3 separate regions of the Homo sapiens genome follow, and regions 1 and 2 are each linked to region 3. Evidence: chromatin loops called from intact Hi-C (ENCODE). Cell type or tissue: heart left ventricle. All regions are shown on one strand.

Evidence for each region. Hi-C counts contacts between places; a loop is a spot of excess contacts. Peaks named below come from ENCODE experiments on the same cell type or tissue, not always from the same donor. Only the 100,000 strongest peaks of a DNase experiment are listed, where the experiment ranks them.
Region 1: a loop joins it to region 3, with 4 times the contacts of the local background. A loop is called at or near these places in 4 of 110 quality-filtered maps.
Region 2: it touches region 3 in a loop (3-fold over the local background); 7 of 110 quality-filtered maps call a loop at or near these places.

Annotation. Positions count from the first base shown.
Region 1 is chr2:2,609,901-2,617,900 of GRCh38, forward strand. No RefSeq gene overlaps it. Among named protein-coding and RNA genes, the nearest start is that of MYT1L, 280 kb to the left of the region's middle. In heart left ventricle, no CTCF peak of the experiment used is centred here; a DNase peak (open chromatin) is centred at 3,651; H3K4me3 peaks cover 1,233 bases; H3K27ac peaks cover 594 bases.
Region 2 is chr2:2,843,789-2,851,788 of GRCh38, forward strand. No RefSeq gene overlaps it. Among named protein-coding and RNA genes, the nearest start is that of LINC01250, 280 kb to the right of the region's middle. RefSeq lists an enhancer at 6,939-7,846. In heart left ventricle, a CTCF peak has its summit at 3,073 (motif pointing left); a DNase peak (open chromatin) is centred at 2,703; H3K27ac peaks cover 673 bases.
Region 3 is chr2:2,766,512-2,774,511 of GRCh38, forward strand. All of the region lies in intron 2 of LOC105373390 (a long non-coding RNA gene), which reads right to left. Among named protein-coding and RNA genes, the nearest start is that of LINC01250, 360 kb to the right of the region's middle. RefSeq lists an enhancer at 5,186-5,703. In heart left ventricle, a CTCF peak has its summit at 3,716; a DNase peak (open chromatin) is centred at 3,630; H3K27ac peaks cover 1,295 bases.

The DNA of each region.
Region 1 (8,000 bases), 160 kb before region 3:
TTTTTACATTACCCAGTCTCAGACGTTTTGTTATAGCTGCACAACCAAACCAAAAAGCATTATTATTTCTATTACTAATATATGCAGAATGAAATTCTCCCCCATTAATTAATTTTTTTAAGGGCAATAAACAGAAATACAGATCATAAGAATAAACAAATCATAAGAGACTACTATAAATAATTATATACCAATAAATTGCATAACCTAGAATAAATGGATACATTCCCACCATGCAGTGTATCACATTTATTTACACATACTCTCTACCAAGACTGAATCATGAAAAAGTGAAAAATCTGAACAGACCAATCATGCACAAAGATACTGAATCAATAATCATAAATCTCCATCAAAGAAAATCTCAGTACCTGATGAGTTTATGGATGAATTCTATCAAAGATTTAAGTTACTAATAACAAGCATTCTCGATCTCTGAAAAAAATTAAGACAATGACATGCTTACAAACTAATTTTAGAAGACCAGCATAACTCTTATAGCAAAGCCAGATAAATAAAATACAAGAAAATTAATTACTGGCCAATATCCCTGGTGAGCATAAATGCAAAAATTACCAAAAAAAAAAAAATACTAGCAAATTGAACTCAACAGCACGTTAAAAGGACCAGTCACCTTAATCAAGTGGGATTTATCTGTGGGATGCAGGAATGGTTCAACATATGCAAGTCAATAAATGTGATACACTGGATTAACAGAATGAAGAACAAAAAAATATGATCATCCCAACAGATGCACAAAAAAGTATTTGACAAAGCTCAACATTCTTTTATGATAAAAACTCTTAACAAATTAGATATAGAAGGAATGTACCTCAACACAGTAAAGGCCATATATGACAAGCCCACATCTAACATATTATACTCAACAATGAACAATGAAAAGTTGAAAGCTTTTCCTATAAGATCAAGAACAAGACAAGGATGCCCATTCTCACCACTTCCATTCAAAGGAATTCACATCAGAAATTGGGTAGTTAAATTATCTTTGATTTCAGATGACACAATCTTATAAATAGAAAACCACAGACATTTCACCACAATGACTATTCAAAGTGTTGAAAAAGAGAAAACAACAAAAGTAAAAAGATTCCACCACAAAACTGTAAGAAATCAAAAGCAAAATTAGTAAAGCTATATGATACAAAATAAACATGCAAAAATCAGTAGTGCTTCTATAAACTAATAACAAACTATTCAAAAAAGAAATCAAGAAAACAATCCCATTTATAATAGCATAAAAATAGAATAAAACACTTATGAATAAATTTAACCAGGGCAGTAAAAGACCTGCACATTGAACACTACAAAAGATTGATGAAAGAAATCAAAAAAGACACAGATGGAAGGAAAGATGTCTTGTGTTCTTGGATTGGGAAAATTAATAATGTTAAGATGCCTACAGTACTCAAAGCAATCTGTAGGTTCCATGCAATCCTTAGCAAAATCTCAATGACAATTTTATAGAACTAGAAAAAAATTCCTAGCATTCACATGGAATCACAAAAGACCTCTAATCACCAAAACATTCTGAGCAAAAAGAACAAAGCTGGAAGCATTATGCTACCTGATCTCAAAACCTACTCCAAGGCTGTAATAATTAAAAGAATATGATATTGGCACAAAAACAGACACATCAACCAATGGAACAGAATAGAGAGCCCATAAATAAATCTGTGCATTTATGGTCAAATAATATTTGACAAAGGTGACCAGAACCCCCACTGGGGAAAGGACACTCTCTTCAATAAATGATGTTAGGAAAACTAGACACCCATAGGCAGAAGAATGAAACTGGACTCCGATTTCACCTTATAGACAAAAATTAATTCTAAATGGATTAAAGACTAAACTCTAAGACCAAAAACTGAAAAACTACTAGAAAAAAAAAATAGAGAAAAGCTTTCTGGCATTGGTCTGGGTAAAGATCTTTTGAGTTTGATCCCAAAAGCAGAGACAACAAAAGCAAAAATAGACAAATATGTTTATATTAAATTAAAAGCTTCTGCACAGCAAAGGAAACAACAGAGTGAAGAGACAGCCTGGAGAATGGAAGAAAATATTTGTGGAACCATACCTCTGATAAACAGTTAATATTTAAAATACACAAGAAACTCAAAAAAACTCCATACTAAGGAAACAACAAACCTGATTAAAAAATGGGCAAAGAACCTGAAAAGACATTTCTCAAAATAAGGCTACAAATGGCCAACAGGTGTATGAGAAAATGCTCAACATTACTAATCATCAGGGAAATGCAAATTAAAACCACAATAAAATATCACCTCATACCTGTTGTTACGATGCCTGTTATCAAAAGGGCAAGAGGTAACAAGGATATGGGAGGATGTGGGGAAAGAGAATCTTGCGTTGTTGATGGATACGTAAATTAGTGCAGCCATTATGGAATGCAGTATGGAAGCTCCTCAAGAAGTTAAGTAGAGCTGCCATATGATTCAGCATTTCACCTTCTGGCTATATACAAAGGAAATGGAATCAGTATGTCAAAGACAGACCGAACTCCCATGCTCCCTGCAGTATTATTTACAACAGCCAAGATATGGAATCCACCCAAGTACCTATCAACAGGTAAATGGATAAAGAATAGGTAGCATATATACACAATGGAATACTATTCAGCCTTAACACAATGGGGAAATCCTATCATTTGTGACAATGTGGATGACCTAGGAGGACATTAAGCTCAGTAAAATAAGCCAGAAACAGAGAGACAGATCCTGCATGACCTCAGTTTTATAGAGAATCCAAAAAAATCAAACTCATAGAAGAGAGTAGAATGGTGGTTATCCTGGCAGAGGGAAATGCAGGGAGGCATGGGGAGAGGCTGATCAAAGCATACAAAATTGTCATTAGGAGGAATAAGCTGAGGAGATCTATTGTATAACACGGTGATTATAGTTAATCATTAACTATATTAATTATATTATTAATATATTAACATGTATTGCATACTTGAAAATTGCTAAGACTACATTTTCAATGTTCGCAAGGTACACACACAAAGTATGTGAGGTAGTGGATATTGATTAGCCTGATTTATTCATTCCACAATGTATACATATATTAAAACGTCATTTTGCACACCATACACGTATTTCATTTTCATTTGTCAATCATTAAAACTAAAATTATTATTATTATTTTTTTAAAGAAAGATCCTAAACAGTTTTCTAAATATCTTTATTTTAGGTTCAGAAATAGTTTTCAGAGGCCTGGTGTTCCTCTGGGTCTTCTACCTGATGGGCTCTTTTCCTTGTTCAGCAACGTCCTTTAGGTCCCATGCTAGTTCTTTTTATTCGTGTTGTTTTCCTTTTTGTGAGTTTTTATTTTGCTTTAACTCTTCTTCAGGGAGAACTCAGTTGTCTAGGACTAGTGCCTGCCAACTGCCGCGTGGTTACATGAAGGAGCCTTGGATAGACTTGCTTCCCAGTCCTTAGCTAGAGTACAGCGTGATATGGAAGCGCCGGGCTCAGCCTCTGATTTAAGCCGCTCTGCGCACTGAGGACACCGCCCCAAACCCCATGACTCTACCCAGAATGCAAGCAAGATGGTGCCAGGGCGCACTAAATCCCCAGCATGCACTGCGACCGCCCTTAGTAGCAAGCGTAAACTACAATCCCCAGGATGCACTGCACCAGGGCTGCGCCTGCCTGGCGTCACGGGCGTGAATTACAATCCCCAGCATGCACCGGAGTAGCGGGCGTCATCAACAACCCCCTACGTGCCGCGCGCGGCCTCTAGCCCTCACCTGTGCTCTGCTTGTTCTGTGCATAAACAAGGGTCTATGAGGGTGCAGAGGGTGCTCTGAGGGGCGGGGGTGGGAGGGGCGGTGGGAGAAGACTATTCTGGCCACCAAAACGGCAGCACCGCTGCAACAGAAAAGATGCCTGCTTCTCTGGAGGGTAATGACGATGCTCTGAAGCTGACTGTGCTGCTGCAGGCATGCAAATCCTCTGACAGTTTTAAAGAGAGCACAGCACGCATTTTAAGACATGGCTCCACCAGCCTTATGGCAAGCGGAATTCTTATATAATGTGGCAATGTATGGACAGTCAGTTTTTGTTTTAGGGGGCGTCACAGATTGTGTTCACTTTGCATCTAGAACAGCTAGCCAGTGTCATTTCAATCTCTGGACGCCTTTAATTTGGGATGTGCGCATATGCATCTGTACTCTTGTGCATGTAAATCCAAGTGTGTGAGTGAGCACTTGCATTAAAAAAATAATAATAAAATAAATAAAGAGGGATTTCAAGATGGTGACAGCAGAGACTGAAGCCAAGCATAGGACCCTCCTGGCTGGGGCCCAGGTCAGTGACCAGGAGGTGGCTGTGGTGCACGACAAGGGCTACAAGTCCTTGTAAATGCAAGTGTGTGAGTACCAGTGCTCAAACATGTGCATGTATGCATATCCCCTTCTCCGGGAGAGAATCTCCTCCCGGTGGTGACATTGTTTACAGAGAAGGTTTTTACACTAGCTAGCTGAGAGGCTGTGACTACATCCATCCCCAGGCCTGAATGTCTGAACTACTAATCAGTATCCTCAGCCTGGCTCCTGCCTTCTGAGGATTTCCTCAGCCCACAGGCAGTCGTTCGAGCTGGGGCTCAGTGCTGTCTCTGTTAAGTCTCTCCAAGCCCGGCAGAAGACTCCTGAGACCACCCAGAACACGGAGCCTGTGCTAGTCAGGAAGGCTTGGGCTTTAGGGAACTGCTGTACCCCAAAGAGAGACAGCCTCCAGCTGCTTCTCTAAGACAGGCTGAGGCTCTGCACAGCTGGGAGTTGCTTGGAGGAGCAAGGGACAAGGTCGACCTCTTCTTCCTTCTTGCTCCCCAGGGTTCAGCAGGGCCACGGCATGCTTCCTAAGCTGTGTTCCTGTGGGCGCCTCCTCGGGGGTTATGTTTTTGTCGTTGATTTCAGTTTGTGTGCAAGGACAGAAGATGGAGTGCAGCAAACCTACGAAACTATCAAATCTGATATGAGCTCTAAGTAAAGCATAACTGCAAGGAGACAAGGGGAGCAGATGGTCAACAATTCTATTCAATGACGGAAAGCAGCCCCAATTAACCATGATCAGAACTAGGCTTATAGCCCTTGTCGTGCACCACAGCCACCTCCTGGTCACTGACCTGGGCCCCAGCCAGGAGGGTCCTATGCTTGGCTTCAGTCTCTGCTGTCACCGTCTTGAAATCCTCTTTTTCTTTTTTGACACGGAGCTTCACTCTTGTCACCCAGGTTGGAGTGCAGTGGCGTGATCTCAGCTCATTGCAACCTCTGCCTCCCAGGTTCAAGTGATTCTCCTGCCTCAGCCTCCTGAGTAGCTGGGATTACAGGTGTGCACCACCATGCCTGGCTAATTTTTTGTATTTGTAGTAGAGACGGGGTTTCACCATGTTGGCCAGGCTGGTCTTGAACTCCTGACCTCAGGTGATCCGCTAGCCTTCACTTCCCAAAGTGCTGAGATTACAGGTGTGAACCACTGTGCCCAGCCCCTCACATTTTTGAACAAGGGGCCACACATTTTTATTTTGCACTGATCCTCACAAATTTTGTAGCTACCAGCTGTCCTGACATAAACTTCCTCCTGTGGGCCTCAGTGTTCTTCTTTGCAAGATGGGAAGATTGGAATAAAAAGTTTTCAAAGATATTTTTGCTGCAAAACTTTTTTGTCAAAAAAGAATATATTTAGAACTTGAGACATAACCCATGTGATAGGGTAATATTTCAAATCCTTTCTTTTCTTTGTCCTTATGGTGCTGCTTCTTTTTCTTCACCTTTCTTGCTCTTTCTGCAGTGTGTCTCTGGGTCTCTGGAGGTGGGATAGGGGTTGTCTGGGGAATCTACCGTCCTAATTATCTGTAGGTGATTGTTTTGTTGCCCTGTAGGTCAAAGGGAAGGTGATTCCAATGCTTGGCATTTATCTGGCGGAATCCCTATTCCTCCTATGCCCTCCTCATCTGTGAAATGGTGATAGTAGTAGCACTACCTCGGAGGATGGTTATTAATGAGAAGCAAAAGTGAACACAACACAGGTTAACTACTTATATTTTCATGCATATTATTATTTGTATGTTTAGCTGCATCCCACTTCTTTTTTTTTTTGTTTTTTTTTTTTTGGAGATGAAGTCTCACTCTGTCACCCAGGCTGGAGTGCAGTGGCATGATCTCGGCTCACTGCAAGCTCCGCCTCCCAGGTTCATGCCATTCTCCTGCCTCAGCCTCCCGAGTAGCTGGGACTACAGGCGCCTGCCACCACGCCTGGCTAATTTTTTGTATTTTTAGTAGAGACGGGGTTTCACCATGTTAACCAGAATGGTCTCGATCTCCTGACCTCGTGATCTTCCCGCCTCAGCCTCCCAAAGTGCTGGGATTACAGGCGTGAGCCACTGTGCCCGGCATCACACTTCTTAAAGTAGTTACACACAGAGAGGCACATAGAAAGAAATCAAAGTAAAAAACACACAACACACACATACATAATGGTACCATGACCTTCTGCCTGGGGGCACATTTTAGACGATGGTGCAGGAATGAGGAACCCAGCGAGGGCAGTGGTCTTGCTTTGGACACAGAGATCATGGTCAGGGAGATAGAGGCAGCTGTGAATGCCCGGGCACAGTCCACAAAGGTGGGAACAATGCAGAAAGAGAAAGTTCTAGAAATACTCACAAGGGCTCGTTAAGTCTTTGAGCAAACACTTATTTGAACATGTCTAGGGTGAAATTCCAGGACACAAAGCAGAAACAACTGCCTGGTAGCTGTGAGGTGAGAGATTCCCCAAGCTCATAGGGAAAGGAGGCATTTGAATTTTATTCAGTCCCAGGACATGGACCTCATGCTCACGGGACCATCAGGATTATCAGTGAAGACACAAGAATGTCAAATATTTCCTCCAGTTTGTCTACATTAGATCTAGAGTAAGGACTACTATCTTCCCACCATAATAAAGATGAAAAAACAACCTTAGAATTGACCAACCACATCTAAAAGGAACTTAACCGTCTATTAGACCAAACTTCAACATTCTTTAAAGGAAGAAGACCAAAGCCAACTCTCAACACTGTGGCATTCACAGCATCTGGCAGTCAATTGAATAGTACTAGGCAGGTAGAGAAGCTATAACTGTTAAGCAGATCCAGGAGGAAAGTGAATCAATAAAAACAGACCAAGAAATAACAGATATAGTGGAATTAGCAGACACAGACATTGAAATAGCTATTATAAACCATAAATTTTGCTCTGGTATTAAAAACAAACAAACAAACATGATGAGCAAAGAAATGTAAGTCCTAAAAATGACCATCTGTACATCAAAGGATGCTACGAACACAGTGAAAACACAACCCATGGAATAGACAGCTAGGTGCAAATCATATATCTGATTTAGGATTAATATCCATAATATATAAAGAACTTTACAACTCAACAACAACAACAAAAGACACAACCCATTTAAAAAATGAGGAGAACTTTAATAGACATTTCTCCAAAGAAGATATATAAATGGCCAATAATCACATAAAAAGATGCTCCATGTCACTAATTATTAGAGAAATGCAAATTAAAACTACAATGAGATACCACTTGACACTAATTAGGATGGTTACAATTTTTTAAGTGTCAGCAAAGATATGGAGAAATTGAATCACTTGTGAATTTCTGCTGGGACTATAAAGTTGTGCAGCCACTGTGAAAAACAGTATGGTGGTTTCTCAAAAAATTAAACATAGAATCATGTGATCCAGCAATTCCACTCTTAGCAATGCACCCAAAAGAATTGAAAGAAGAGACACAAACAGATATTTGTACACTCATATTAATGGCAACATTATTCACAATAGCCAAAGGTGAAATCAACAAAAGTGTCCATCAACAAATGAGAGAATAAACAGAATGCTATCTGTACATGACAATAGGATTATTTAGCCTGAAGGAAGGAAATTCTGACACCTGCCACAATATACAT
Region 2 (8,000 bases), 77 kb after region 3:
CCCTGCCTAAAATCACAGGCTAAGGAGAGCATGCCAAGAGTCATTCCCTCCTTAAGGGCTATGTTCCAAGGGGAAAAAATCACTCTATATAGATGCATCCTCAGATGAATGAAGATGTGGCCTCAGATCCTAGAGCAGGGAGGGGGCCCCCTTAGTCTTCACTTAGTCTGCCCCCTTAGTCTTTGCTTAAAATGCAGTGGAATATCCTAGTTAGTTTAGGAAACTTCAGAGACCCGGTAAGGCCACCAACACTTCCACACTCAGGGCAAGAGTCTCTATGGGAAATGGAGTGCTCCAAGTTGCCGCAGGTGCAGCGTGCGAGCTCAGTGTGCGCGTGTACATACAGGGGAGTGCAAAGCAAGCACTCGTTTGCATAGAGCCTCTCCGCATGCTCACAGACACACAGAGAAACGTGCACAGAGCCACCGCCTCTTCAGGAAACTTCCAGAGGCCCTTCCAAGTAGACCACTGGGTCTTCACCCACAGACTCTGCATCAGGGTTTCAGGATGTACCCTATCCTCAATGTCAAATATAGTGGCTTACCTGGTTGAAAGCTTCCACCAGGGGGCAAGATTTTCCATTCCACAGTGAGAATCCAGGCCCAATCCTGCTACAAGGAGACACATCATGCCTTTACCTTCCATGCAGATGTAATAGTGGCAAGGCAAATGCTCTCCTTGACCAGAGCAAAGACATGGGGAAGTTAGGGCAGAAGAGTCCTGCAGGGAGCAAAAAGAGGCGTGAGGGAAGAGGCCAGGCAAGGCAGAGTGTGAGGAGTGAAGCCCAAATCAAGCCTCTTGGACCTCAATAGCTGTCAAGGTCTTATCTTGGCTACAAATAAAATATTGCATTTTAAACCCCCAAATATGCCAAGACCATCCTCTGCCTCTCTGTCTCTAACCTTTCCAGACTGAGCTCTAGGATGCCAGGGAAAAGCAGCAGGGCAGTTAATTCCCGCATTCCTTCCACCTACAGCAGGCTCTGGGAGTCCAGTACATGCAGGGCCTGGGGGACAGCAGAGCCCCACCTGAGACAGAGGCTGAGCTCAGCAGCCAGTCAAACCCGGTCTGGTTCTGCTTCCAGATGAAAACGTCTCTATGTTAGTGTGTTTCTACACTGCTATGAAGAAATACCACAGAATGGTAATTTGTAAAGAAAAGAGGTTTAATTGACTCACAGTTCCACATGGCTGGGAGACCTCAGGAAACTTATAATCATGGAGGAAGGCACCTCTTCACAGGACAGCAGGAGAGAGGATAAGAGCCAGCAGGGAAAATGCCAGACGCTTATAAAACCATCAGATCTCGTGAGAACTCACTCACTATCACGAAAACAGCATGGGGGAACCATCACCATGATTGAATTACCTCCACCTGGTCCCACTCTGACACGAGGGGATTATTACAATCCAAGGTGAGATTTGTGTGGGGACACAGAGCCAAACCATATCAACCTCAGACCACCGCAGTCAACAGTGCAGCCAATGTTTCCTGGAATCGTTGAGCAGACATCAAATGGAGTAGCTGCCTTTTGTGTAGAGGCTGTGGTATGGATGTCTCTACGTTGGACCCACACTTGGCATCATGCAAGTCACACCTATCAGACGCATGACAGAGATGAAGCCAGCTGGTCCCGAGCGTGCCTATGCCTGTCCATGTCTGTGCTGCCTCGCTGCAGGCATGCACTCTCCTGCCGTGCGCTGAGGTGGACGCTGCATGGCTGGGACATTCTCTCTACCTGTCTCTGCCTCTGTGTCTGTCTGTCCCCCACACACACATGTGCGTACACACACAATGTTGCTGGTCCCTGTCCACTAGAATGCACTCCATGTGATGACTGTGGATCCTACCACGACCAGCACCAGAAATAAGGCACCAGCACAGCTCAGGAGAGGAACTCGCCCAGGTTTTGAAAGATTTGATCCATCATCCTCACTTTGAGTACAAGTCAAAAATAAAAACCTCCAGAGGCCAACCCTTTTTAAAATTCATTTCTTATTGCCTTTCTTTTTTCTCTCCTTTTCCTCTCTAGATGGTGGCAGCAAAATTCAAAGCAAGAGAATCCCCAGGGAAAGGACAAGATGGCAAGACCCAGCCTGGGGTGGCCACGGCCCTCCTCTCTGACAGGATCCTTCCCTGGGAGGTTTTCTCTCAACTTCTACACCCAGAACTGTCTCCAAAACGGGAAGCGTGTTAGCTGGAAACGACTCGTTCCTAGCAAGGCTGCTCCATCTGCATGGGCTCGGCGCTGCTGGGATCTGGGATCCGTCCTGACTTGTGATTCTGGTGCTGTTGCCTTGGGATCCTCGCTGAAATGCCAGCCACTACGTTGGCTCCCTTATAATCACCTCTTGCCCACTAGGGAAGGTAAAATAGCATCGAATCAGGAGGAGGAGGCATCGGAAGCACTGTGATGGGGACGTGGTTAGGTTTTCTTCCTCCAGCCCTGAACAGGAGCCTCTGAATTTTTCAACAGCTGTCTTTGCCCCTCTTGGAGAAAGCCCCGTCTGTTCCCCCTTCCTCACTGCGTAATCCTTCCCATACGCCCCTGCTCGCTGCCATTTCTGAAGGACACAGGGGGCTTCTGTTACCTGAGCCCTTTTTCCCTCACAGATGCCTGCAGGCTGAGGCTTGCTGGGGAGGCCTCTTCAAGGGACGCCTAGCCCCTGGACATCATCCAAGTTGGCAGCTTCACCACAGAGCTGCTGAGAGAAAGGCGCGGGGGGCAGCCTGGGCTGGCCTGCTGAGCCAAGATAAAGCTGCAGGAACCTGCTGCTGCCAGAAGGGATGTTTGCTGGGTTCCCACAGGTGACCAATGCAGGCAGAGACCAGCCAGGACTCCAGCTCAGGGACAGTGATGGGCACAGGGTCACGCAGGGCTCTAGGCTTGGCCCAGGTTTTGAGCCAACAACACCAGCTGCCTGGTGGTGGGAACAGACACAAGCACCAGGCTCAGTTTTCAAAGCTCTCCTCCTCCTTCTCCTGTTATTTAAGGTCATACCACATTGGAAGTGAGTCAGGCAGGTGGAGCCCTTTATGTCCATGAGGCAGGTGCAGCAGCCCAGGGAGGCAGGGTGGCCTTTCCCAGGAATAGCCAGCGTCACCTGGAGGCAGAGCCAGGCGAGGGCTGTGTGGGTGGCTCCCAGCCATGTGGACAGCAGGCCTGACTGTCCCTGTCCCCATGAGCCTCATGAAGGTGCCGCGGATCCGTCCAGGCGTGGGTGTTGTTCTCTTCCGGCCCAGCCTTCTCCCTCTTTCCACACACACGATTGGGCCAGCATCTCCCGTCTGCTGCCATCTCCTCTGCTGGTGGGGGTGCGTCAGCTGACCCTGTGCCCTCTGGCCTCATTTTTCATGGGTGTTGCCACTGTCTGGCTGTCTGCCCCTTCCCACATTAACTCTCACCCTCTGGCGGCAGAGACCTTGTCTTGCCCATCTCTGTATCTCCAGCCCCCAGTGGCCCTCAGTGCGCATTTGCCAAGGGAAATATATGCAAAAAGTACATTTGCATATCACAGCCCTGTGAGGCAGACACACCCAGAATCATTGCTCCTGCTTTGCAGAGAGGGTCTGTCCCTGGACCCCGTCTTTGACTGCTGGGGCCTGAGGGTGTGGGCGGACAATGAGGCACATCAGAAGGAAGTAGAGAAGGGAGAGTGAGAGCCTGTCTTTCGTCCAGCTCCCTCCCTGCAGGGCCACCCCTGGCCAGCCTTAGACCAAAGGACACAGATGCCAGCAAATGTCTCTGCCAGCCCCCGGGGCTGGCAGGTGGCCTCCCTCCCAGCCACACTCAGATGCCATGGCTGTGATTACAAAGAACACAGGGACCAGGGCACTTGGGCTCTGTGTGACAACCCTGTGCAGCTGGGGACACACACACACCACAGCATGCCACATATACATACACACACACACATCATACACACCACAGCACAGCACACACACAAACCATACACACCACAGCACAGCACACACACACACAAACCATACCCACCAGAGCACAGCACACACACAAACCATACACACCACAGCACAGCACACACACACACACAAACCATACACACCATGGCACAGAACACACACACAAACCATACACACCATAGCACGGCACACACACAAACACAAACTATGCACACCACAGCACAGCACACACACAAACACAAACTATACACACCACAGCACACACACAAACACAAACTATGCACACCACAGCACAGCACACACACAAACACAAACCATACATACCACAGCACAGCACACAGACACACGCAGACCATACACGCCATAGCACAACACACACACACAAACCATACACACCATAGCACAGCACACACACACAAACACAAACCATACACACCACAGCACAGCACACACACAAACACAAACTATACACACCACAGCACAGCACACACACACACACAAAAACCATACACACTACAGCAGAGCACACCACACGCACAAACACAAACCATATACACCACAAAGGAGCAAACCACACGCACAAACGATACACACCACACCATAGCAAATCACACACAAACATACACACATATACCATACATACCACAGCACATCACACACACACACAAACCATACACAGACCACAGACACCACACACTACACACACCGTATCACACATGCCATGAGTGCATGCCACATGAGTGCACGCCACAAGCATGTACCCCACATGCACACACATAGACACACACACCACCTTTCCCACCAGCACAGCCGCCCTGTGGTTGGAGGAGGCTGGGAGTGGTCTTTGCTGTTTTTTGCTTAGGAAGCTGTGAGCCCAGCACAAGTCCATGTGTCTCCTCCCCTGCGGCACACTTTATCTCCCCCCGTCCCCCACCTCCCTCTCCCATCCCCTCTCTCTCTCCCCACTGTGGTCCTGGGCTCAGGCTGACAGGAATCCTAAGAGGCAGGGAGAATGGAAAAGAGACGGACTGCAGGGGCAGCTGGGGAGACACCAGCTGTTCACAGAAGACTAGCAGCCAGGCGCCCAGCCTCACCAGGAGCTGAGCAAGGCCAAGGAGAGAGGAGGGAGAGGGGAGGGCCTGGGGGTGATGGGGAGCCAGGGAGGGAGGGAGGACTGTTGAGAGGGCCTGGGTGGGGGAAGGAAGCCAGGGAGGGAGGGGAGGGAGGGAGGACTTGGTGAGGGCATGGGGGGAAGGGAAGCCAGGGAGGGAGAGCAGGAGAGGGAGGACTGTAGGGATGGACTGCGGGGAAGGGGACCCAGGGAGGGAGGTGGGAGAGTAGGACTAGGGGAGGGCCTGTGGGGGAAGGGAAGTCAGGAAGGGAGGGGACGGAGAGAGAACTGCAGGGAAGCCTCCAAGGCTCAGCCCTTTCAAGCAGGGGCTTCCTGGCCTGGTCAAGGCAGGCACCGCCCTTTCACTCCCCAAAGCTGTCCCACCCAGGGTGGAGGAGGTCAGTAAAGGTCAGTGGTCTGGTGTCTCTGCACCTGTGCAACTACCATCTGCCTGCCCCCTCCACAGCATGGGAGTTGCTGAGCCTGGAGACAGGTGCAGGCCTGGCCTCCCCTAGACCCCCTCCACCACCTAAGGGAAACTGCAAGCCCATTGGCCGCTCAGAGTCCTCCTCCACACTGAGGGTCTTTCCTGAAGGCTCCCCCTTCCTTCCTGCCCTTCCCCCCTCCCCCTCCTTCTTTTTTTCTTTTTGCTTCCCTGCTGGAAACTGCCCAGGCCCCTTGGCTGTGGGGCCCTGCAGGGTCAGGCCGGGTGGACACTGCCAGGCTCCCGTCCCCTCATTTCAGTTGCCTGGGATGCTTTTGGGAGTGGACGGAAGGGCAGGCTGGTTGTGATTAGTGATTGTTCTGGAACAACAGACGTGATTCAGAGCTTCCCCAGGCAAGCAGGCCACAGAGAACCTGACACAGATGCCCACATGCGACTCTGCCTCCCAGTGCCATGGAGCTCTGCCAGAGCCTGGGTCGTGCTCACCTCAGGAGCTGCGGTCACACCTGGGCCCTGCAGAGCCACAGGGGTCAGCAGCTCTGGAATGAATGGAAGAGTCCGTCCCTGTTGTGAGGGTCCAGTCCTCATGCTGATCCCTGGTCTACCTGCTTGCCTAGGGCAGCCCCGGCCATGGTCCAGCCGCCGTGAGAGGCCCCTGGTCCTGCTATGGTGCAGCTGCCCTGACCCTGGACAGCCCCAGCTCCTTCCTGCAGCTTCCCTCCCTCCAGCAGCTGGGGCAGGCAGCAGGGTCCATGCATCAATCATCATGTATTGGATGTCAGTGTCATTCCCCTCTATAACATTTCTGGGCCAGAGCCTCCTAAGTGGAAGCGTGAGGCAGGGACCTCGCCGACAGGGCTGGAGAGGCCGGTGCTCTCAGCAGCCCCTCCTTCACAGGTGAGGAAGTCACCCCAAATCACAGGTAAGTGGGAATCTGCAGCCACCAAGACTGCGCAGCACAGGAGGGGCGTCTTGGGGCAGGGTCCTCCTGGCCCAGCCCGGCCTTTCCCACCCCCGTGTGGCTGCCCTTCCTGGAACACCTGAGGTGCCCATCCTGCGCAGCTCCCGGGCTCTGACAGCCTGCACTCTTGCTCTGGAAGGCCAGGTCCAGCTGCACTGACACTGCGGGAGCCCCGCTTCACAGCAAGTGTCAATAGCAGAGGCCAGCCCCAGAGCACACACAGACACCCTTCCTGCTCCCAGTCACCGGGGAAGCCTTCCTCAGGGTTTCTGCAGAAGCCCTGCCCACTGCCCCCTGCAGAGAGCCATCCTGCCACAGAGATGCGCCCCAGATGCGTCCTGGATGGATCAAGTCACTGCGTGTCAGGGAACGGCTCCTCTGCTGCTCCTGATGCCTGGCCACCCGTCCCGGTCCACCCCTCGCGAGGAAGGCCAGGCCTCCGCTCCTCTGCGGAGCCTTTCAGGAACATGAGGCCGCCTGTGTCAGCCATCAGGGTACCCACCGGCGCTGCTCATCCACCTGCCACCCCCACCTGCCACTTACTCCTAGCACAAGCAGGTGCCCCATGAATCCCGCGGAATGAGTTATTTCAGGATCCGCGGAACACACGTAACCAGACCCCCCCGTTTGTTGTTTTGGGGGACATTGGAGATATGCAGGGCCCTCTCAGAACAAAATGATGAAGTCAGTGGGTGCCTTTTGAGGACCTCTGCCCCTCCCCGCTCAGCCAGCCTGCTCCTGTCACTCGGCCTAAATCACTGCTAACAGCCACTGCGGGCACCTGCACACCACAGAGCCAAGCCTTTCCCGGTAGTAAGGCTTCATTTGTGTCAGGGCTTCACAGCCTCAAGGGCAAAATTACCATCATTATGCAGCATAGGGGGGTTGTGAAGGCGGCAGCCTCCCCTAGAGTCCCTACCAGGGAGAATGCTAACCATTGTGAAGGCTCAGGTCCCCTTTCTAAAGGCAGTTTATCACTGTAACCAGGCGACACCCCCCACCGTTTGCTCTCCTGCATGGGGGGCACATGTCTGGGGCCATCTGTGAGGGTCAGGGGACAAAAGGTGCCCTGGGCCCCAGGTCCCCATCGGACTGAAGGTAGAACGGAGGGCCTGCCTCAGGTCCAGCCATGTCTCCTGCCAACCGGGGGTCAGCAGAATTATTTTTAAATACAGACCCCATTACATCATCCTCTTCTCTAGGCCCCTCAGTGACTCCCCTAGCTCAGCCTCTGCCCCTCGCACGCACAGCCTCTGGAGACAGGCTCCCTCCTGGGTTTCACCCTCCTCTCCTCTTCCTCCCAGCTGTCCCTCCCTCCCCTCCGGGACACTGCATAAGGAATTGCCCCAAGACTCAGGAGTGTACACAGGCCCTGGGCAGGTTCACAGAGCAGCTCTGCTTCCAGCTGCGGGTAGTTCCCTCAGCGCCCCCCGCCCCACCTGCTTGAACCAGGGGTCAGCCATGATGGGTCGAGAATGTTCCCCAAAAGGATATGTCAAAGCCCTACCCCCAAGTACCTGTGAACCTGACTTTATTTGGAAATACGATCTTTGCAGGTGTCA
Region 3 (8,000 bases):
GACTCCTGAGTGCACACCGCCCCTTCCCCTCGCGACTGGATGCTCCCAGCTCCTCCCGGGCCTCCTGCTGAGTGGAGCTGCAACCCAAACCCAGATTCTTCTAGGAAGAAAATGATGTGATCCGTTGTTCTTGAGCTGCCATTTTCACTGTGTCCAGCCTATCTCACACTGTCCTTCCTCACCCACCGCACGGCAGCCCTGGAGATGTATCAGTGCTGGAGATGTATCAGTGATGGTTTCAACGAACTTCTTGAATTCCTTCCTCCAAATGGTCTTTTTTTCTAAGAAAGCCAGGGTGGTGCAGAGGAGGCAGTGTTTCCTCGCTGACATGTTGGCAGGACAGGAAGGGCTCATTGACTTAAAATACTTCCCATCTGGGAGCAAAAATCCACCCATAGCAAGCCCTCCGTTGAATTAAGGTTTTTGTTTTTCCTCCAAACCACTCCTTTACCAGTAAGAATAGGCCAGGGCAGCACAGGACGTATGGATCCCGCCTGCAGCCACCATGGTGGAGGCAGCCTGAGAAGAGAATGGGTCCCAGCGGGCCCTGCACATCCCAGATGGGCACCCCCCCACACCCCTGCTTACCCCCTGGGTGGACCCACTGCACTGCTGCTGAATTGCGGCCTCACTGCATGCAGCTCCCCAGTGTTTCAGCTTCACAGCTCCATGCTGCGTTCTGAGCTCCCTGCAGGGAGGGACCTGGTTTCCCTCACAACTCCTCCCCCCGACCCTGTTTCCCTCCATTCTGATTAAGGACAAGGGATCCCCATGCAGCCTGGACACCAGGACCAGCAGAAACCTGTGAGCGCCCAGGTCCTGTTGCCATGTCTGTGTGACCTGTGCTAATAAAGAGCAACTTGTGATCGGTGCCCCTTGGGATACCCACGGGATGCCCCACGCCCTCAGGGAGGCCACAGACCCTGCGGGGGTTCCTAAGCTCCGATGTCCAAGTGCTGACCAAGCCCAGCTCCTCTCCTGGGCTCCTCCTAGGCCCTCCTCCGGGAATGTCATTCCATCTCCTGCAGGGCCCAGGCCTCCCCTGGGCCAGGCTCCCACTCGACACCAGCCCCTGCTCCCCAAGACAGACCCCTAGACTGCACGGTCTCACCAGATGAGGTTTCTCGTTGGAACCCTGGGGTCCGGCTCTGCTGCTGCTGAGGCACCGTGCTTCTTCCTGGACCCTCAGGCAGAGGACAGTTCCCTGGTTGATGGCTTAGCTGCATACAGGACCTGATGCAAGTCCACTCTTGCTCTGAGCCTCAGTTTCCCCATGGGGGTGAGCACTGCTCTAGCAGGAATCAGGTGAGGACTAAAAGGGAAATGAGGAGCGCAGGACACTGTCCCTGGGCTGTGGGAGTATTGGATTCCTTGGCCTCGTGACCTGCCTGGCCAGGTCTCCCGGGAGCTCCAGCATCCAGACTCACCCCTGCAAGTCCCACACCAGTCCCACCACCCATGCCAGGCTGTCCATGAGGTGAGGCCCCACTTGCCAGGATGTGGCCCTCTCCGGCCTCCAGCAGGCTCTGCCTGGCTCACTCTGTGCCCTCCGCCCCTCCTCACCTGTGCCTGTCCTGCCAGCCCTGCCCGGTGGGTTCGTCCAGGCTGCTCTGCAGCCCAGGCTGTGTGTCTCTTCTTTTGGCTGCTTGGGGTCTGGCCCCCTCCCCTAGAAGCCGTTCTTTTCTCCATCCCTCTCCTCCCAGCGTCCTTCACCCCCATGCTGGATGGACACCTCCACTACAAGATGGTCCTGGATGCAGGCATCACCTGCCCACGCCTCTGTCTTCTCCTCCCTCAGTGCCACCTCTGCAGGGCATATGACTCCTCCTCTCGAGGGCTCTGAGCTCCCTACACCATATGACAGGAGAACCGTGATAAGCAGATGTTTGCGGAGTGGATGAATGGGAAAAATATTGTAATGGTGGAAACTTCCAATCTCTGGGAAGGGTGATGGGGTGGTATATTGGGTTTATTACAATCTTACCACATAGGCAGGTGACATTAAAGCCAATATGGAGGGCTGACCCTGGGGTCCTGGGCCTCCTCCAGATCCACATGTGGGAGGATTGGGAGGCACCCGTCTGTCCCAAGCAGGGTTCCCAGGTGTGGCTGCACATGGCATCACCAGGACAGCGTTACCCATGACCTTGCTGGGTGCTGCCACGACGCCCCCAAGGGCTCAGGACTGACTGTCACCTGGACAAGGGGACTGGGAGCTCTGCAGGGCCCAACACACAGTCAGACTCAAGAGCTACTGCCCCAAGGTGACCTCACCCAGGGTGTTCCCTGGCCATGACAGCAGACCCTGCGCTCCTCCCTTGGGGTCAGTGCTTCCTCCAGGTACCCCTCCCCGTCTAGGCCCCCTTTCCCTCCAGGTCCCTCCCCACCTCCAGAACCTCCCTCCCCTCCACACCTCCCCTCTCATTCCAGGCCCTTTTCCCTCCAGGTCCCTTCCCAACTTCAGAAAATTCCTTCCCTCCACACCTCCCCTCCCCCTCCAGGTCCCTTTCCCTCCAGGTCCCTCCCCACCTCCAGAACCTCCCTCCCCTCCACACCTTCCCTCCCCTCCAGGCCCCTTTCTTCCAGGTCCCTCCCCACCTCCAGAACCTCCCTCCCCTCCACACCTCCCCCTCTATCCAGGCCCCTTTCCCTCCAGGTCCCTCCCCACCTCCAGAACCTCCCTCCCCTCCACACCTCTCCCCCCATCCAGGCCCCTTTCCCTCCAGGTACCTCCCCACCTCCAGAACACCCCTCCCCTACAGTTCTCCTCTCTCCATCCAGGTCCCCTTTCTCTCCAGGTCCCCCTCCAGTTATGTCCCCCATCCTCCTATACTCCCCTCCCCTATTTACACTATCCCTACGCCTCCTTCCTCCTAGTCCCTCAGCTCCTAAGCCCCCTCTATATGCAGAGAAACCCCTACCTCGACTCACTGCCCCCACCACCATGGGAAAGAAGCTGGAAAAATGGCTGTAGTCAGGGGCCATGCAGAGCTGGAGGGAACACCAAGCGTGAGCCTGCAGGCCGATGGCGAGCGGTCAGGGTGGCAAGGAGGGTGACGGCATCCTTTCAGCCTGGCTTCTGCCTCCACCCCTCAGGGCACCCCAGTTTCTCAGATCCGCTCTGACAATGAATCCGCGCCTTCCGGTCTTGGCTCCCAGCCAGGTCCATGACACTGGGAATACAGCGCTCTAATTAACGGCCCTCATTAATCAGGGCTCAAACCGGGCAGAACTCAGATCCGGCCCGGAGGGGAGATGAGTGCTGGCCGCCCCAACAAAGGCCAGTTTCTGTCTCCGCCAAGCATCCCCGCTGAGCACGGAACCCTGGGCCGGCGAGACCTGGGACCTGATCGGAAGGCACAGGAGACACAGACCCAGGCCTGGGAGAAGCCGTGGAACCAGCACTCTAGGAAGGCTGGAAGGCTGCAGAACATCATTATTTTCTGTGTGCTTCATTGCCCAGAACCTCTCAGCAGTGATCCCACAGCCAACAGAATAAAACCCATGCTCCCAGCTAAATATGGAAAGCCTTGTGATCTGACCCAGGGTAACCCAAGCCCTCCTCCCATCCCTGGCAGCTCCACAAACTGTCTGGTGACAAGCCCAGATAGGCACTCTTGCCTGCCTGTGGGCGTCTAGTGATGCGCCTACAAGGCCAGCTGCACCTCCCCATGCCGGCCACATGTGACCCAGCCAGACCCGGTCATTCCAGAGGACACCACCCTGTGGCCGCTGCTCTAGCAAGGGCAGTGGCTCTGGGCACAGGCTGCCCGGCAGGTCTTCCCTCCTCTGCCCAGGTCAGGTACAGATTTTGTAGATTCAACCTTGTCCTTTGGAATTTGACTTCAGCCAGGCACAGAGGCATCCCCTGCTCCATGCAGCTCTGCACTGGGCCTCTGGCTCATGGGCCCTCCTCACCAGCACCCACTCCCCGCCCCGATCCTCACTGCACAGCACCCATGCGCCCTCCGATGCTCTGCTAGGCCAAGGCTTCTTTGTGCTCCTGGCGTCTGAGCACTTTCTCCATGGACTTGCACAGCAATGTATTAGAGCATCAGTATAGTGCATCTCACAGTCTGCCAGTTACTATTGTTATTCAAAACAATCCTTTATCTCTCCCAGATTTTAACTACCTTGAAGACAGGGCTTTAATGAGTCCCACTCATTCCACCAGTGTTCAGCACCATCTCCATAACAAACAGATACAGGTAAAATGTATCAGAAATGTCCTTATTTTTAAATAAGAAGTCAAGGATTGGATTTAGGACTACAGGACCCCATGCTCTGACTTATTTTTAGATTTTAGAAGAAAGGAGACACTTTTTTTTTTTTTTTTTTTTTTTTGAGACAGAGTCTCTTCTGTTACCCAGGCTGGAGATTCTCCTGCCTCAGCCTGAGACTACAGGCGTGCGCCACCACACCCAGCTAATTTTGTATTTTTAGTAAAGGCAGGGTTTCACCATGTTGCACAGGCTGGTCTTGAACTCCTGACCTCAAGTGATCCACTGGTCTCGGCCTCCTAAAATGCTGAGATTCTAGGTGTGAGCCACTGCACCTGGCCACACTTTTCAAGATAATTCGCCCTCACCTTAGCATCTGAATGCATCCATAACAGGTAAATCTTATAGGTAACCAAAGATATGACAGAATTATCCTTTTGACTTTGTTATCTTACAGATCATTTTCAAAGGCATGGTGATTGTTCCAAGCCAGCACAGCCAGGACATCTGTTGACAAAGGCACCTGACGTGGGGTGGAGCCCCTGTTCCAAAGGTCCCAGGCCTTGGGTGAAGCAGACAGTGGGATTCATTCAGCTCCCAAGGTTGCCACTGGGACAAAATTAATTTGGGCCTCAATATTAATTCATGCTCATCTGATGTATCTCTTTCTCCTACAAGCAGAGCACAGCCTACCATGCAGGGCAGTGAAGCCGCCCCTTATTTCCAGATGACGGGGCACTCGCTCTATCTCCAGCGGACATGGATTTACCCAACAGCATCAGCTGAACCTGCACTGAGCATAACAAAATGCAGGTAGCACGCAGCTCTTCACAGGATGGTTTCAACTGTGGAATCATGGAAAAGCATGAAACGTGCAGTCAGCTATCCATGTTGAGTCCTGGCTCCATCATTTGATTAGTTGAAAGACCTTGGTGGAAACTGAATCTCTTTGAATCTCACTTTCCCTATCTGTAAATTGGATTTAAAGACACCCATCCTACTTATGCCAGACTTGCCTCAAATGTCAAGATGACAATAGAGAAAGCGCAAAGAAGCCTCCCTCTGCAGTAAAGAGAAAATATCTACCCAAAGACCAGGCAGCATGTCACGGGTTCTCGGGAATGCCAGTCTCTTCTCCCACCTCATTCCCATGGAAACCTGTGTGAGGCTGGTTGCAGGCGGGAAAAGGACGACAGTGGAGCCTCAGACCTGGCAGAGTCCCTGGGTGAACGCAGGGCTGGGAAGATGTAAGAAGCCAGTTACCTCCAGAAGGCACGGCTCCTGGTAGGCTGACTGCTAAACTGGAAACAAGACTTCTGTGGGCAGAAGGGACAACTGGGAACCAAGAGAGCAGCATCCCGAGTCACAGAAAGAAACAAAGGAGTTGCAGGCACAGCGAGGACCAAGCAGGCGTCTTCTGGACGGTGCCAGCCCTGCCTCTGCCATAGCCCTGCCCACAACAAGCGTCCCCGCCCCTGGCAAGTATCCCTTCTCCACGGCAAGTGTCCCCACCCTACGCCATCTCACCGGAGCCAGATGACTCCCAGCAAAGGCTGCAGCGATGGGAGAGTCCAGGTACTGCACCTGCCATCATTAGTCTCTGCTTCCACGAGATGGTCCAGGAGGCCTCCCCTCCATGCCTATTTTTATGCTAATTCCAGGGTAATTGGCTTATGGTTGTCCCCACATCAAAAACAAAAACACCCTGGGCTGTCGATCACCTTTCGGTCTACTCTAAGCTCTGGGGCTACTACTTCTTTAATTGGGAAGAATGGGCGTTTTGCTTTTTTTTTTTTTTTAAGCTCCAAATGGTTGTTTTCATCCCCCAATCACTGGCTCAGGTATTCTCTAAACTTTATTTGCTGCCTCCAGCCAAACTTAGACCAGGGCTCTGAGTCAGAAATCTAGTCGACAATCTCTGTTTCCTTTATCCTGGCCCTCCTGTGACACAATAGAAATATATTTGGTCTTCGTCCCTGGTTCCTGGCATGGCGCTCTTAAGCGCTTTGAATTTTCTGAATGGTAGGAGTGACTTTGGTTATTCACAGAGAACCCCCTCTAACATACATGAGTTTAGGCTAATGTGGTGACGCACTGTGAGGGGGCCTTGGAGGGCTTCAGGAAGGGGGCTGATCACCAGACGAACAAGCATGTGCCCCTGATTAGAGGGTTAGAACTTTCACCCCAGCCCCATCCTCCCTGAAGGGAAGAAACACTACAGGTTGAGCTCAATCACCAACGGCCGATGATTGAATCCACCGTGTCTCAGCAATGAAACTCCATCTAAAAATACCGAAACAAGGAGGCTTGAGGGGCTTCTGGGTTGTTGAATGCAGGCAGACGCAGGGGCATTGAATTAGTCTGTTTTCACACTGCTGATAAAGACATACCTGAGACTGGGTAATTTATAAAGAAAACGAGGTTTAACGGACTCACAGTTCCACGTGGCTGGGGAGGCCTCATAATCATAACAGAAGGCAAAAGGCACGTCTACATGGTGGCAGCAACAGAGGATGAGAGCCAAGTGAAAGGGATTTCCCCTTATAAAACCATCAGGTCTCGCGAGACTTATTCACTACCATGAGAACAGTATGGGGAAAACCGCCCCCGTGACTCAACTATCTCCAGCTGGGTCCCTCCCACAACACGTGGGAATTACGGGAGCTACAATTCAAGATGAGATTTGGGTGGGGACACAGCCAGACCATATCAGAGGTGGAGCACCCAGTGAGGGCACGGAGCTCCTGCCCCCTCCCCAGACCTTGCCTCATGTGCTTCTCATCTGGCCATTCATTCCTGTCCTTTTGAATAAACCAGTAATCGTAAGCATAAAGCTTTCCTGAGTTCTGTGGCTTGCTCTCGAAAATTATCAAACTTGAGGAGGGTCGTAGGAATCCTCAAATATACAGCTGCTTGATCAGAAGTGCAGGTGGTCCCCAGGACTTGGAGCTGGCATCTGGAGTGAGAGCATTCTTGTGTGTCTGAGCCCCTAAGCCCGTGGGTTCAGCATTAACTCCAAGTGGTTAGCCTCAGAATTCACTGAATCACTGGACACGTGACTGGCATCAGAGCATCACTGCTGGAAAATGGGCCTCCACATCTGCTTCAGAGCCATGCCTCACCCACCCAGCCATTAGCACCTCCCCAGCGCCACCCAGGAAAGGCGCTCCTCATCCTCCTGCTAAGGGAGCGCCACACCACGCCACTGCCCTACTGGACTTACCCACATTCCTCTGCTTACAACAGCTTAGTGAGTCCCCATTACCTGAAACATGACGGTCAGAAAAACACTCTTTATAATTAACTGTGGGGCAGATTTTGCTGCTCTCACCCGGGGAGAATACAAGTGGAATGCTTTGTCACTTGACTGAGCAGGTCTCAGCTACCATAGGCTGTCTGGGGAAATGGAGGCTTCCATTCCACTCCCCATGCATGGCCAAACCACTGAAACCTTCCAGAAAGGCTCAAGTCACCATATGCTGAGATTTCCCATGATAAAATCCAAACCACGCATATTGCATACGTGTGCAGGGGGAAATGGCATGGAAAACCTTTGGAGAACGTGCCCTGAGCCTGCCTGCCTTGCCCCAGTGCATCCCAGCCTGGCAGGACGAGGGGAACGCATTGCTGAAATCATCCATCCTTCTCAAAGCTTGCTTTGGTTTCCCTTTTATTGTTCTTTGATGTCTTAAAAACAAGAACGAAAAAGACATCTCAAATGGAGAGGATCAGTTTCTCTTTTTTACTATAACCCTTACTGCTTCACATTGGACTAATATA